2 separate regions of the Homo sapiens genome follow, and region 2 is linked to region 1. A link is an interaction called in ENCODE POLR2A ChIA-PET data of the cell type or tissue named here. Cell type or tissue: K562. All regions are shown on one strand.

Region 1 (5,000 bases):
CCGGGGCGCGTTTCCCCACTGAATTCAGGCTGCAGTGAGCACGTGAGCTGTGGCGCGCACATGCCTGAAACCATCCCTCTCCAAGTGTTGGCGTTTCCCTCCCAGGCTGGAATCAACTCCAGGCTTAAAATTAATTTCTCTTCCGCTCACAACAATGGTACAGCCTCTCCCCAAGTACATCCTGTCTTTGTGCAGAACACACTGCCTTGCCGCGCTGCAGCCCAGAGCCCCAGAGCTGGGATGATTTACCCAGCCAGAGCCCACAGCAGTACTGTGATCCTCTGGGACCTGTTCACTCCCCTAGTCAAGAGACTCTTCCTAGACACTCAGTTTGAGCCTGTCCTGGGGAGGGCAGGTGGGCCGAAACTTCGGCAGCCCCTCACCACCCAGAGGCGGTGCTAACAGCCTGCTGTATGGTGGGTCTCCACTGCCTGGAGCTCGGGAAGCCGGAAGTTGGGGGATGACAGCAGCATCATGATGCTGGGTGTGGAGTGAGCATGGGGCTGGCGTCGAGGCCAGCTCTGCCTCCCATGGGTGGGCCGCCTTAGGCTCCTCCTCTGCAAAATAGGGAGCTGTTGCAGGACATTTCAGAGCTACTATAAGGACTGAAGGAGGCCCCGGGGAAAAGAGCTCTTGATATATTAAGGCACTGCTTAGTAGTGACTATGCTTACTTTGCGAGCAGGGAAACCGAGGCCTGGGTAGGACAGAGGGGGGCACATGTGTTTACTGCCCTCTCCGCCCCCGACTTTGGTGCCATCAGCCTCCACCCCTGCTGCGCCCGTCAGAATTTGGCTTCCACGTTCTGCTCCCGGACCCTCCCAGCCTAACCTGTGGATCCTGCCACACAAAGATGGGCTTACCTGGGAGATCTTCAGTTTTAAGAACTCTCAGCCAGGCATGGTGGGAGGCTGAAGCGGGTGGATCACCTGAGGTCAGGAGTTCGAGACCAGCCTGGCCAACATGGTGAAACCCCGTCTCTACTAAAAATACAAAAATTAGCTGGGCATGGTGGCATGCGCCTGTAATCCCAGCTACTCAGGAGGCTGAGGCAGGAGAATCGCTTGAAGCTGGAAGGCCGCTATTTCAGTGAGCCAAGCTCACACCATTGCACTCCAGCCTGGGCGACAGAGCGAGACTCTGTTTCAAAAAAAAACAAAAAACAACTCTCTTCCTTGCTAGGCATGTTGACCTTGTATAAGGGCACCCTTTGAGGTCCAATCCAGGTTGAGCTCATCTAAAAATCCAAAATCCAAAATGCTCTAAAACCCCAAACTTTTTGAGCATCAACATGATGCCACAGGTATAAAATTCCAAGCCTGACCTCATGGGGTAAGTCCCAGTCAAAACACAATGAAAACTGTTTCATGCACAAAATTCTTTAAATGTTGTATAAAATTACCTTCAGGCTATGTGTATAAAGCATACGTGAATTTCATATTTAGACTTGGGTCCCATCTCCAGGATATATGTGATTATATGTGCAGATATACCAAATGTACATGCAAATATTCCAAAATCCAAAAATATATGCAATCCAGAATACTTCTAGTCCAAGCGTTTAGGATAAGGGCTATTCTGCTGTAGCCACCTGACCTGTAACAGTCAGGACAGCGGGGTTAGGCTGCAGTAGCAAATAATCTCCAGGTTGCCATGGCTTAAAAAAACAAAGGCTTATTTCCTGCTCACTCTCACTGCCCTGTCAGGTCTGCTGGGTGCTGTCCTTTGCCCTCCTCACTTAGGAACCGGGTTGGGTGACGCCCCCACCAGCTGGACCATCATCCATTTATAGTTGCCACATCTGGGTTCAAGGGCAGTGTGGTGGGTGGTGAGTTGGTCTTCATCTTTCCTGGAGTGACACACGTCCCTGCAGCCGCCGGCTCACTTGGCCGCACCTAACTTCAGGAGGGTGGAGACCTGCAGCCCTGTGTGTGCCCAAGAAGGAGGAAAATCGGAATTTTGGGGAACAACTCTAATATCACAAACCTCAAAAACAGGAACCTTTAGTGCTAGAGCGAGCTGTGAGAGGAGACACTTCAGGGACAAAGTCCCCCAACACCATGCCACCCCCACGCCCCCCACCTCCAGGCTCCCATCTGACCTTCACGGCTGCGCCAAAGCCAACCAAAGGGCCTCCCGGGGTCCCTGTCTTGGGTGCCCAGGAAATGAGATACGTGCTGACGGAGGACCTGGGAACCGCAGCCTTCATCCTTGCTGGGATGGAGTCTTTCCTCTTCAGGCTGCCCACTCTGGGCTGAAGAGTGTCATGATGTGGCTTGGGGTGCAGTATTTCTCCACTACAGCAACAGAGGCCAGCTCTGCCTCCTGTGGGTGGGCCACCTTGGACTCCTCCTCTGCAGAATAAGGGGCTGCATCTGGACCTTTCAGGGCTGCTACAAGGATTGGCCTTTCAGAGGTACTACAGGGATAGTAGCCTCTGGTCCAGGGCTGGAGCCATCGGTCTCTCCTGTTTCTTGCAGTCCAGTGGGCTCTGTGGCATAAAGCTTGCCACTCGGCGGTTGTGGGATTAGACCAGATGAGACTGACTGACGAGCTCTGCCTCTGGCCGAGGACTAGAGCTGTCCATCTTTCCTGTTTCCTGCAGTCCAATGGGCTTTGTGGCGTAAAGCTTGCCACCTGGGGGTTGTCGAACTTGACCAGATGAGACTTACCGACAAGCTCCCAAATCAGCCAGGAGCACCAGGCTTCGCTGTGATATGAGGCAGGATTTTTCCCTGGTGTCTCCCTGCCTCTTGATCCCAGTACCAGGCTTCATGCCATAGTCAGTGCAGATATTGTGGGTGATATGTTTGTTTCATAACCGTTCCTAAATATAGAGTGCATGCTAAGTGATATCTAGAAGCCATGTAAAAGAAAACGTTTGAAATGTTTGCAAAGAGGATGAGGCATTGAGTGGACCAGAAAACATGTCTTCCTAAATGGGCCCAGCAAACGGTGCTGCTGGGGGTGTTTTCCGTTGCCAGCTGAGTTGTGACTCTTGGCAACGGTTTCTTAGCAACCGTGTGTGCGGGGTACCATGCTCAGCCGGGATGGGAGGCTGGGACGGAGGCTGCCTGGGAGTGAGAACAAGGCAGCGGAACTGGAGGCGGGGAGGCCCCAGAGGCCTGCAGCCCTCAGCCCTCCGAGCGGGAGGGGCCCCAGGTTTAGAGGATTAATACTCCAGGTCCCACGCTGGCCTGGTGGTTGCCATGGGGTGAATTACTGGAAACTTCTCTTCCTGCATTTTTCCTTCCTCTACAGTGTGTATTTTATGCACAAACGTGTCTTTTTTTTTTTTTTTTTTTTTTTTTTTTCATTTTTGCACAGAGATCCAAGAGGCTGCACTGAGATTTCCCCCAGCTTGGGCTTGTGGACCTCTGGGAGGCAGGGGACTTGGGGAGCGGAGGGGCCTGAGTAAAAGAGGAGAGTGCAGGGACTGGCTCAGAGCCCACATCCTCCACTGCTCAGAGCCTGCTCAGATTTCCTAAGGTCTGGGCCTCAGTTTTCTGATCTAAAATGGAGGGAGGGAGGTCTGGGTAGTGAAGCACCAACTTGATCCAAAGAGAGAGCTAACCTTTGCCTTCACCTCCTGGGAGGTGGTCTCTGGGCTCCCAGAATATCCTGCCTGATGTATGTGTCTCTGTTTGCCTGGGGGCTTTGACTGCTGGACAGTCTGACAGTGTGATTTATGGTGGGAGCTCTGGGTCATGCCACATCAGCTTGGACCTCCAGAAGAAACTGGAGACCAGAAGGATTAGCCCTAACCTCCAGGAGGAGCTGGAAACTAAAGCCCTGCCACCAAGGCAGTGTGTGACAGAGCCCCAGCAAAGACTCGGGACACCAAAGGTCTGGGAGCATCCCTGGCGGCAATGCCCCATGCGTGTTGTCACACGTCATCTCTGGGAGGGACTTATCCCCACTTTCCCAGGGAGGACGGCAGACACCCCATGTCTGGACCCTCCTGGACTCTGCCCCCCACGCCTGCCTGTCCTTGCCTGATCTCAGCCTGGATCCCTTTGCTGTAATAAACCATAACTGTGAGCATAGGTGCTTTTAGTGAGTTCTACGAGTCTTTCCCACAAATCACCAAACCTGAGGGTGGTCTTGGAGACCCCCAGAACTTGCAGCTGGTGTCTGAATTGAGGAAGGGTGGTCTTGTGGGGGCTGTTCTCTCAAACTGTACATTGGCTAAACTCCTGGTGAGAACCCTTGGGACACCCCCCGCAGGCCACCAGGTGAGGGAGCCGATAGAGACCAGGCTCTGGGTGGAGGCATTTCGCAGAGCCGCCCTGCCAGGTGTGGAACTGGGACAGTGTTGCCCCAGGACGACACCGGGGACGTTTCTAGCAGGATCACTCTGCTGCGGGCCCCTCCTGCACACTGTGGGGTGTCCAGCAGCAGCCTGGCCTCTCCCCACTCCATGCCAGCACCAGCCCCCAGTTGTGAAAACCAAGAATGTCTCCAGACGTTGACACGTGGTTCCCTGGTTCCTCCTCTGGTTCCCTGGGGTTTGGGGGGGCACCATCACCCCTGGCTGAGGACTGCTGCCTTAAGGGAAAGACGGTTTGAGGCTTTTTCTTTTTTTTTTTTTTGAAGAAGGTTGTGGCCATGGGAGCATCTCTTTGGAAAGATGGAAATGGATTCTGAGGGATGTCTGGGGGTGAATCCTGGCTCAGGCAGGAGGGGATGGTTGTTCCTCTCTCTGTGAGGGGTGCAGTGTGTCCAACACCCCCTGGCCTCAAGTCTGAGGGCCGCAGAGCTGGCAGGAATCCCTTGGGAGCACCAGGGAACCAGGGGATTGGCTGGGGGCGTTGCTCCATTCCCACCTCCTCCATGGGGGAGAGGGGTAGGATGCAAGCCTGGGAATAAGACCATGCAGGTGACAGCCCGCCCCCATCAGCTCTGCCCTCAGCTCAGGAAGTGGCAGGCATGGTGTCCGTTAGTCCTGCACACTCCCCCGGCCTCAGCCCCTCCTGAGGCTGCAGGCTCCCAGGAAGCTCC
Region 2 (5,000 bases), 160 kb before region 1:
TTTGAGTCAAGATTCTCCAGAGAAACAGAACCAGTAGGACGTAGACACAGATGTAGATACAGATAGAGCGTATGTATTAAGAGACTCATTTCAAGGACTTGGCTCACCCGATCATGGGAACAGGCAAGTCTAAAATCCTCTGGGCAGTCCAGCAGCCTGGAACGCCCAGACAGGAGCTGGTGCTGCAAACTTGATGCAGAATCTCTTCTTCCTCAAAGAAACCTCAATTTTGCTCTTGAGGCCTTTTAAATGATTGGAGGAGGCCCACCCACATTACTGAGAAAAATGTTGACTTCAAGCCAACAGACTGTAAATGTTAACCACATCTACAAAATACCCTCCCAGCAACACCTAGGCTAGTGCTTGGCTGCATAACTGGGTGCTATAGCCTGGTCCGTTGGCCCATAAAGCTGACCCTCTTTATGCACCCTGGGTGGAGAGACAGTGCCCTGGGTGGACATGCACCCTGGGTGGAGAGACAGTGCCCACCTCCCCTACTGGGGACTTGACTGCCTTCCGCATCTTCCAAGACATCAATTTCCTCATCTGTGAATTCAGGCTGGTGGATTGTAGAATCACTTGATCCTTCCTCCTCAGAATTCTACACATTGAAATCAGGGGTGCCCCTGTTGATGTATCTTGACTAAGAAACAAAGATAAAATATTTCCGAAGTAATCAGTTGGCACCCATGGATGAGGCAGTTTATGAAAAATGAATGCAATGCACGTGTGTGCAGTTTTCAGCGACACATCTTATGTGTACATGGAAACTGTCAGGCCAGGGCTCTCTGTTTATCCCTGAGAAAATGACAAGGCCAAGCAGCACCAGAGCAAATCGTATTTTAGTTGCTGAAACAAACAAAAGACTTGACTATCAGTGAGCACCATTCATGTAGAACATGATGAGAAAATGGGTGTGATGAGTCACCGCTGTACATCCCTGTTTCCATCCTCCAGAGACAGGTAGGATCTGGTCACCTGAAAGCCACTGAGGTAGGAGTGGGGGCCTCACAGCCAGGCAGCTCAGACTGGGGCATAAGATGCCACATTCTCAACTCCTACTTCACTCCTGGGCACCTACCCAGATGAGCAGCACCTACCCAGTGTAGTTTTGGCATGTCCTGTGCCGTATGCACCACCAGAGCCTGTTGGAGTCGGGATCCTCAATCAGCTGCAGAGACCACCGAGGAAGTGACTTGATGGGATTCTCTGCAGAATGGGCTTCCGGAATCTTCTGGCTGACTCCCTGGTGCAGGGGTCTCGACTGGGTAGAAGGTGTGAGTGTAGGATGGGATTAGCCGTGCCTTCCCTTGACTGGCCACTCTTGTGGGGTAAGTCTGCATTTAAGAATAGGCCCCATGGCTCTCTAGAAGTTTCTAGAAGCTAGCCATAAGCATAGGATCTAGATCAGAAAGTCAGAGCTCTGACCAGGAAACAGATGTGGTTTGCAGTGTGTCTTTTCTACTTTTTTGTGGCACTCAATGGAGAAGAGACAGGACCTCATTTGAGCCTCGTAATTGCCCTTAATGGGAGGTGCCTTTATGATCCCCGCTTATTCATAAGGAAACACGTGTTGTGTATGTCTGGGAAGCATGTGTGCCAGGCTGTCCAGATTCCCAAGCTCTCTTCCCATGGACTGTTCCCATTCAGAATCCCTGCCGTGGACTCTCCTTTCCAGCCACTCTCTAATTTACCAGCGTAGGGGGCCCTTACTGGGAGCATCTTACAGCTTAGCATTGCCATTTGCTCTGAGAAGTGTCTCCGGACCGCCACCAGCCCCACACCCCAAGGACTAATGGGCATAACATTCTCGGATCTCTCCTTCAGATCGTGTGGACCCGACAGGGTGGTGGTGAGGCTGGCATGTGTTTCCTCCTCCCAGAAATCGACCTGAGAGCAGTGCGTTGCTCCTCTATCATCTGAAGCCACACCTGGAGCCGTCACCTCCTGTCTCCTATAGGACACCCTGTGTGGCCTCGTCGGGGTTTCAGGACACACTTGGAGTTTAAATCTCCTCCTCCCAAATCCAACCCTGGGGTCAGGGCTGGGCAGGAGAAGGATGGGGACCTCTTGGTTTTACCAACTCTTTTGTGACTGCAGCAGTCCCCTGTTATCTTCAGGGGCTACCTCCCAAGACCCCCATTGGGTGCCTGAAATGGGGGACAGCGCTGAACCCTGTACTGCCCTGTACTGCATACACCATGTTTTTGGTCTGATATCAGAGCCAGCTCCTAAGTGACTAACCAGTGGGTGGTGTGGACAGCAGGAGTGCGCTGGACAAAGGGATGAGTCACTTCCCCCGGGCGGAACGGCACTCGACATCACGCTACTCAGAATGGCATGCAATTGAAAACTTTTCAACTGTTTATTTCTGGACTTTTCTGTTCAATATTTTCAGACTTCAGTTGACCGTGGGTGATTAAAACCTCAGAAAGTGAAACCATGGATAAAGGGAAGCTGCTGAAGTCACAAGTGACTTGGGGCCACTGTCCTTTGAGATTTCTTGTCTGTGGCCATTGATAAGAAGACGACACAATGAGGAAAGTCCTCATCCACAATGGCCCTGGTGGGGGACCTGTCCTCTTGGCTGTCACACCTCCCAGTTCAACACTAGGTCAGCTTCTGGGATCCACCTGCTCTCCCTCGGGAGCCATATCATGTATGCACTGGAGTAAGTCATGTTCCGCCATCCTGCAGGCCATGTAACGTTATCGTTCCAGCCTTTTCAGAGCACACAGTTCCAAACCTTGTCCCTGTGGTTGCATCCTCTCACCTCTCATTTGATGTTTATAGGTAACTCATGTGATCCTCAGAGTAAACTTGGGAGGGGGGCATGCAGTGATGTTAGTCCATTTGACACGAGGTCAGAGATGGTGAGTGACTTGCTCAGAAGCAGGGGTGGCCGGCCCAGGACCTAAACATAGATACATCTGAGCTGACATCTGTTTCCTTTACCTGGAGGCTGGAGCATCCCCAGGGTCAGCCAGCCTCTGAGATGTTAAGATTTTGTGGCCTTGGAGTCAGGGACCAGGGGTGGTGGTGGTGGTGGTAATGATGATAAGTAGTTGATGGCAGCCATGGTGATGCTGTTTATGGTGGTGGTGGTGTTGGTGGCGGTCATGGTGATGATCGTGGTGATGCTGGTGGTGGTGCTCATGGCGATGATGGTAGTGATGCTGGTGGTGGTGGTCATGGTGATGGTCATGGTGATGATGGTGTTGATGCTGGTGGTGGTGGTCTTGGTGATGATGGTGGTGATGCTGGTGGTGGTGGTCACGGTGATGATAGTGGTGATCCTAGTGGTGGTGGTCTTGGTGATGACAGTGGTGATGCTGGTGGTGGTGGTGGTCACGGTGATGATAGTGGTGATCCTAGTGGTGGTGGTCATGGTGATGCTGGTGGTGATGCTGGTGGTGGTGGTGGTCATGGTGGTCATGGTGATGATGGTGGTGATGCTGGTGGTGGTGGTCATGGTGATGATGGTGGTGATGCTGCTGGTGGTGGTGGTCACGGCGATGATAGTGGTGATCCTAGTGGTGGTGGTCATGGTGATGATGTTGGTGATGCTGGTGTTGGTGGTGGTCATGCTGGTGGTGGTGATGCTGGTGGTGGTGATCTTGGTGATGGTGGTGATGCTGGTGGTGGTCATGGTGATGATGGTGGTGATGCTGGTGGTGGTGGTCATGGTGCTGATGGTGATGCTCATGGTGGTGATCTTGGTGATGATGGTGATGCTGGTGATGGTGGTCGTGGTGATGCTGGTGGTGATGCTGGTGGTGGTGGTCATGGTGATGATAGTGGTGATGCTGTTTTTGTTGGTGATGATGGTAGTGATTCTATTGATGGTGATAGTCATGGTGATTGATGGTGGTAGTGATGTGACTAGCAATGATGCTGGTGGTGATGGTGTCAGAGGTTTTAAGATGATAAAGGGATGATGCTAGTCAAGTCTGGCACTCCACCTTGGTGAACGCTACTGCTCTGGCCATGAACAAATATTCTTCCTCATCCCAGCCCTGTGCAGCCTTCCCTTTGTTTGGAGGAGGTTCCTGGCTTTCCCCTTCTAGTTCTTGAAATTTCATTTCTTTCCTCACATCCCCTCTTGATGTAAAGAAATCAACACCACACTTGGTGCCCTTGAGAAAAATTATTTTACCCTTGTATGTCTCAGCTTTCTCATCTGTAAGTTGGATTTATATGCCCTGCAGATAGACACGCCCTGCAGGGTTGTTGCAGTGGCTCACAGAGAAGAATGTAAAGGTATAAAAGTCCATACGCATACAAGAATTGTTACCAACAGCACTGATGGAATGGGCTTCCTGATAGTAATACCTGGGAACACCAGCACCACCAAGGCTCTGGCCATGCAGGGCACTGTGGCTACAGTAGCAGGTCATTGTCACTCCTGCTCTGCCCTCACCTCCACCCAGCCCCTGCCCATCTGCTTCCCTGCTTTGTGAGGCTTGGTCTAATAGACTGTCCTACCCCCAGCTCCATTGTAAAAGGAGGCCAGGCCAGAGACAGCCCAGGGTGGCTGCAGAGGAGAAAGGCACAGAAGCAAAGGACAGGTGCAAAGGTCATAATTCCACTTTATTGCCCCGTCATTTATAAGCCCTGTGCTGCCCGTGCCAGCTGTGTTTCCACTTGAAAGTTACTCCTGGTGTTTGTTGGAAATTCTGGCACGGTCCCGCTTACCCTGAGAGGAGACTTGGGCTGCAGTGTGGGAACCTCTACACTGCTAGAGGTCTGGTCCCGGGCCCATCTGTGCATAGCAGGTAGGACACCAGCCCATCAGTGGTCCCAGGCGACCACCCTCAGCTGATAGTGGAACCCCTCCTCTTTGAGCCCCTGCTTAGAAACCAAAGAGTCCCTGAAGCGGACAGAGCATCCCCATGTCCACTCCCTCGACCTGGTGCAAATTAATCTCGGCTTTTGTTTGGGCAGCCTGGTGCCCGAGATGGGGGATGATGCCCAAGGCCGCTGTTACCTCTCTTGCTTTG

Evidence for each region. Peaks named below come from ENCODE experiments on the same cell type or tissue, not always from the same donor. Only the 100,000 strongest peaks of a DNase experiment are listed, where the experiment ranks them.
Region 2: POLR2A ChIA-PET joins it to region 1 with 6 read pairs; 2 of 35 experiments call an interaction of 5 or more read pairs at or near these places.

Annotation. Positions count from the first base shown.
Region 1 is chr11:70,624,124-70,629,123 of GRCh38, reverse strand. The region is part of intron 17 of SHANK2 (SH3 and multiple ankyrin repeat domains 2); the gene reads left to right. SHANK2-AS1 (SHANK2 antisense RNA 1) reads right to left here and starts at 2,560. Exons shown (of 3, transcript NR_174950.1): 1 at 2,101-2,560. In K562, no CTCF peak of the experiment used is centred here; no DNase peak of the experiment used is centred here; H3K27me3 peaks cover 2,733 bases.
Region 2 is chr11:70,785,758-70,790,757 of GRCh38, reverse strand. All of the region lies in intron 14 of SHANK2 (SH3 and multiple ankyrin repeat domains 2), which reads left to right. Among named protein-coding and RNA genes, the nearest start is that of SHANK2-AS3, 75 kb to the left of the region's middle. RefSeq lists an enhancer at 1,374-2,573. In K562, no CTCF peak of the experiment used is centred here; a DNase peak (open chromatin) is centred at 2,257.